2 separate regions of the Mus musculus genome follow, and region 1 is linked to region 2. The links are chromatin loops, found by intact Hi-C in ENCODE. Cell type or tissue: left cerebral cortex. All regions are shown on one strand. Links, peaks and the distances in the headings refer to the core of each region. The heading gives the core; the rest is flanking DNA. Region 1 has its middle 54 kb from the start of Gm38811. Region 2 has its middle 69 kb from the start of Snx10.

The links. Peaks named below come from ENCODE experiments on the same cell type or tissue, not always from the same donor. Only the 100,000 strongest peaks of a DNase experiment are listed, where the experiment ranks them.
Region 1: it touches region 2 in a loop (6-fold over the local background); 1 of 42 quality-filtered maps calls a loop at or near these places.

Annotation. Positions count from the first base shown.
Region 1 is chr6:51,655,808-51,658,723 of GRCm38, reverse strand. No RefSeq gene overlaps it. Among named protein-coding and RNA genes, the nearest start is that of Gm38811, 54 kb to the left of the region's middle. In left cerebral cortex, for the core only: no CTCF peak of the experiment used is centred there; no DNase peak of the experiment used is centred there.
Region 2 is chr6:51,591,776-51,594,691 of GRCm38, reverse strand. No RefSeq gene overlaps it. Among named protein-coding and RNA genes, the nearest start is that of Snx10, 69 kb to the right of the region's middle. In left cerebral cortex, for the core only: a CTCF peak has its summit at 1,763; DNase peaks (open chromatin) are centred at 1,026, 1,784 and 2,241; H3K4me3 peaks cover 1,400 bases; H3K27ac peaks cover 2,500 bases.

The DNA of each region.
Region 1 (2,916 bases), core at 179-2,678, 64 kb before region 2:
CCACCCCAAACGCAAGCCACTCTAAAAGTGAATTCCCGAGAAGCCTCCTCCTCCCCACGACTTTACATAAAGAACACTTCCCAGGCAGCTGTGTGGGTCACTCATGCTGTGCTCAGGAATACATCTGAACAAGCAGCCTTTGTTCCCGGCTCCTTCTAAAAGAGGGGAGCAGCCCACGGAGCACAAGCGTTGTTGGTTTCACAGAGGATCCAAACCCCAGCAACCTCAGCAAGGAGAAAGCGAAGAGGGCAGAGAAGACAGCAGTAGTCTGCTGGCTGATGTACCCTCGGAGTCTGCTTGTTTGCAGTGACTTTGCATGGTGATGTGATCCTGGCCTGCCAATGATCAAAAGCAATTGAGACCCTCTCCCATCATTCACAAAAGTTGCTTAAGGCCGGTGCCTTTGAATGCTGTTTTAGTAGTGGTCTCATACAATACATCTTAAGGCACATTTATACTGTGTTCACTGTGCATTCAACTGTGGCCACTTCAAAGGTTTAACCAAGTATTTTATGGCCATGGTAAAGGGTTCTTATTGATTTAAATTACAAGCTTGGCTCCCGTCAGCTCCACTTGAGGGCAAAAATGCAATAAAATATCCCCCGGCACAAGAGACAGACATATCACATTGAAAATCTTCTGAGATCCCTCTCACCATAATCATTCTCAATGATATTTATTTATATGGGCAAGGTTATCAGAGAGATTTGTCTGCCGTCTCTAAACTGTGGGGGTTGGTTTGGGTTTGGGCTGTTTGCTTTTAAACCCTGACCCCAGCCAAGGAAAGGTCATAAGTACACTGGGACCCTGAGTTCAGAGGCTTCTACCTCTTCCTGGCGACTGATAGAGTGGCTTGTTCCAAGCACAGTGACATTGACATACTGGCCATCACAGTTGAGGGATTTTGGTTTTCAGCCCTCTGATCATTTGCATACCCAGCAGGCCAGCTGCAGATGAGTGAGAGGTGTCAAGGCATGAATGACAAGCCTATCAGGGCGATGGAAGGCTGTCTCCAGATTAACTGTCAGGGAGACAAACTTCACTCTGGAGACAGACAAGAACATGCATTCCGTTGGAAGACTGAGGGACTGAGAAGCACCTGAAAGCTGTCGCACTATGCAAGGCTCTTTATGCCACTCTGTAAACCTGGGAGTGACCAGCAAAACAGAAGCCTCCTGGTGCTGAGACAAAAGACAGAAACACCAAAGCAAGATAATTCTGGTCTGCTCTCTTCCCGATTCCTTTGTAATAATTTGCCTGGAAACATACCCAAGATGGAGCTAACCGCTGGACATACACAGAAAGTAGCAAATGACTATTATGTATCTGACATTTGAAATAACATGTTTCTGGAGGCTTGGCATTACAAGAGTCATTTCACTTCAAAATGTTATTCCTAATGTAATTTTTTAAAATTCATAAGAGGCACTTGCTAGAATGCAGCGTAGCACGGGAGTCACTCAAAAGACAGAGGTCAAATTCATTTCATTTCTTTTATGTTTTCTTCTCTCTGCTAGATGAAATAAATGATTAAGCCTAGAACACTTGGCAGTTCCGCGAATGTGCTCTGTGGCACCATTACAAGATCGATTTTCTCAATACAGGAGTCTTTCTAGGGTGCACATTGCTTAGCTGACATCTGTCGCCGTTGTCATGGCAGCGCACTCTCCAGCACAGTGAGAGGTCAGGCCTGACAGGGAAGGCCTCACCAGCTCTACCCCAGTCACTTCAAGGTTAACAGCCAATGGACCAAAGAAATAGGCAATTATAGTACAGTCAATTCCGGTTAAGGAAATATCTGAGAAGTAAATATGTCTGATAAGTGGATGGAAATGAAACAGCCGATGCTATTGACGCCATCCCATAATATCAATACCATTCTGTGGTGCTGTTTGGTGATGCCTTGGAAATTTTCTGCACCCAAAGAAATCTAGCCAGAGAGAAGATGAGAAAATTTTCACCCTGCTGCCATTAGCCTCTCTCCTAAAGAGCAGGATTCCCACGGAGGGTGAGATGAACAGAAGGACAAAGCTTCTTCAAGAGCAGAATGAAAGAAATCCCCGGGTCTCCGACCCCATTGTTTTAGCCCCTGATAGTCCAGCTGTATGCGTAAGCATCCCAAAGAAAATTAACCTTAATATTTCTCATGGCTCCAACACATTTGCTAAATTTATCCCTCTTCAGGGGAAAAAAATCCTTCTTACAGTTTCAATAACCTTAAAAAAATTATCACACACAAAAAAATTCCAAATCATCAACATGCTAGAGTTAATGCTTTTCTATATGCACGCATTCCCACTGAAGCGTAGCTTTTGGTAGACCGAGAAACAGTATTATTTTAATAGACATTTGTTGGACAGGATTTTAAAAACAGCAGATGGAACTAAAATGCAAAAATTTTTTTGATTACAAGTTACAGAGCCAGGGAATCAGGCTACTGACAACGTCTGCGGCTGGTAAGCTCTGAGAGTCTTTATTGCATGCATTCATATTACCCACTCCTGGTTAAATCCTAGAGTTAGCATGAATAGACCTTTAAATCTTAGCAGCCGCCTAGAAGAGTCAAAGGCCTCAGCTCTGAGACTCTGCTGAGAATGAGAAATGACGAATATGTGTTTAGGTGCCTACATATACACATATGTAATCATCGGGTCGGCTCATCTCACACTTTTGTAAAAATTACTTAGCTACAGTAAGCATAGGGCCAATGTTTGAAGCCTGTGATCCATCTTCGATCTCATCAAGAGACAGAGTTTATCAATTGTTTCCTCTGAGTCTCATTTACCAACCAAAGTCACTGATGTCCTCCTTGAACCTCACTGACCCGGGATGCTTTAGCCACCAACTGGTGACCTGATAGGACATCTTCCACCCAATGATCTCCTGAGAACCAAAGACTTCGTTTAAAAACTCAGG
Region 2 (2,916 bases), core at 215-2,714:
CTGAGCGGCCAGTCCTGGCTGTGTGGGCTCCGCTAAGGAGTCCTGACAAGGAGACGGGAGGAGGTGGCTCTTGAGAAAGCCACTCCTCCTTCAGAGCTCTGAACTGCTCATGGGTGGATCGGCAGAACCCTGTCCCTGGAAAGCTTTCTTTTTCTTCTGTTCTCTCTCTTTTTAAAGATTTGCTTATTTATTTTATGTATAGGAGTACTCTGTCTTCGTGCATCCCATTACAGATGGTTGTGAGCCACCATGTGGTTGCTGGGTATTGAACTCAGGACCTCTGGAAGAGCAACCAGTGCTCTTAACTGCTGAGCCATCTCTCCAGCCCCAGAGACTCCTTTTTTATACAGTCTCTGTCCACATGGAGGAGGTTCCAAGTCTCCCTCTTTTAATTCCTTTTTAACTTTGACAACAAAAGAACCTTGACCCCCAAGACTCCTCTATCTCAGGATACTTGAGAAACCAACTAACTTTAAGATTGAAATTAGTATATTTTTTTCGGCTGCAAATGCTTGCCCTCGTCACACACAGCGGTGGGGTGACCTCGCCCCCTTCCACTTCCCATGCCAGGTAATTTTATTTTTCATTATCCCTTTAATGCAGAGCAGGGCCACTGATTACAAAAAAGCAGTTTGCCTCTAGCAATAGGTCTTCTTCAGTAATCCTCACTGTCATGGAAATTCCAGCTGCTACAAGAATAAGAGGCTCAATCCATATTTGCCAGTTCTAATATGAAATCTGTCAGAGCCCAAATTAATGAGTTCCAAATTCCTTACATCACGATAACAGGTTAAGACTGGTCAATTAATTACATAAATCCTTCCCGATTCATTGTGCGTTTGCAGCCCTGATTGTGTCTTACATTACTCCGTGACACAAGGCCTTTTGGCTCCTGTTGTTCCAAAGAAAGGCCCCATTTAAGTGGAGGCTGCCTGCCACGGCAAAAATGTTAAATGTCACACGTTAAATGTGCACTTTTCTGTAATTGCTTTTGTTAAAAAAAGAAAAAAAAAAGATTAAAGTACAGGGCTCCTAACACAGTACCGTGCTGAGGGCTGGAACTGTACTGAGCACCCGCTTGGACGGTGAGACGCCTCTGCTCTGCCTCTAGCAGGACATACAGACTCTTTGGCACCCATGCTCTGCAGGAAGAAGCCAGAAGGTTGTGTTTGTGAAAATAAACCCAGTTCCCCAAGATCAATACTAGCAAATATAGACCTTTGAATATGCCTTTTTTTAAAATGAGAGGATTAAAATCTGAGTCCAGCTTCTCGTCAGGTGTTAAGAGTACTATTAAGTGTGTAACCCATATTGGACCTAGTTAACTTGAAAAGAGAGGCACATTATACAAGAGTATATGGTACATGTGTAGTTTTAGCATCACCCAAAAGGATGCTCCTGATGGCTTTGCTATTTAGATTTATAACTGATATGTACCTACAGAAAATAGAATTGAGGACTCAGAGGACCACAAAATTATCCAGGTCAAATGTTTTCTTTTCTTTTCTTTTCTTTTTTCTTTTGTCCAAATGAGCTTAGAGTCACAGCTAGGTAGACTGTGATCTGCCGTGACATGACTCTCAACACCTAGTGCCATCTCCCCCTTCACCCCCTCTGTCTTGCTTTCTGGCCCGATGCAGATTTAGCCTGAACCATCTCACCACAGGCTTAGAGTCTGGAGAGCACAAGCCAGCAGATGATGCTCTGGGCATAGACTGCAGGGTATCAACGCGCCACGCTGCCCGACAGCGACCCCGTCCGTCCACCCGTGGCCTCGCACCGCAGGTCAGCTTCAAGTGACCTGGCTCAGCAGCTTGGGGACCTACATCTCCCCACGCGCGACCCAGAACCTGGACGCACGCGATTCTTTCCCAGGGACGAAAGTTCCGCTCCTGGGCCCAACCGGGTCAGGCAAGAGAGGAAGGTTAGCGTATTGGGCTCCGGTCTGGAAGGTTCCAGGCTCCTGGGAATAAGCGCACAGCGCAGCGTGGGGTCAGCTAAGGCTGGAGCTGATGGAGCCATGTGCACTCTCTCGGAGGGCGGCGGTCTGAAGAACAAAGGCCCACGTGCCTCCCCCACCCACGCCCGGCACGTGTGCGGTGGCTTTGTTTGGTCCTCACTGTCTGGGTGCGGGACGCTGGCGGTGCCGGAGGCAGGTGGGCCATGGTAAATCGCTCTCCACCCGCCCACTCCAAATGGCTTCCTCCCATCCCCCACTCAGTTCCGCAGAGCAGTTGCTATGGGTTACCAGGGCGGTTGCCATGGGTTACCCAACCGAGGAAGCGGGAGCATGCGTGGGATGGCAGGAGCTTGAGGGCTGCTGAGCCGAGGCCCACGGGGGTGGGGGACTGAGCTATAAAGAAGGTCCAGGTAAGAGTCGAAATCCACGCGCTATGACACTCAGAGCCTGCTGGCTTCTGCAGCATCTCTACTTCTCTTTTGCTTAAAGCAGAGTGGATTCCGCACAAATTTTTGTAGCTTAGTGTTCTTCTCTCCCTCTTTTCTAATCTATCTTTTGAAAATAAGTCTTTGGAATTTTGAAGGAAAAGGGTCATGAACTACCAGAGTTTTTGCTGCTAAAATAAATTAATGTCCAGTGCACTATTTTTAACAAGGACCTAGAAGTTTCCAGCAAGAGGGAAAGGGTTTGACTTAAGGGCTGACAGTGGTGACTGGACTGTAAAACGCGTCCAGCCAAGAACAAAGCCCTGAACCCATTGTGAATGTATCAAACTCCAAAGGAATTGTTTCTTTACATGCTAAATTATTTTTAGCTCCATTTATTAAAATGTCTGCATTTCTTGCCTTGACTTGCAAAGAAAACTGTATCTATGCCTTTAATGAATGTCAAGTTGCCACAACTAAGTTCAGACATTTTACGTTTAAAAATGTGTTCATAGCAAATTAAGAAATGGT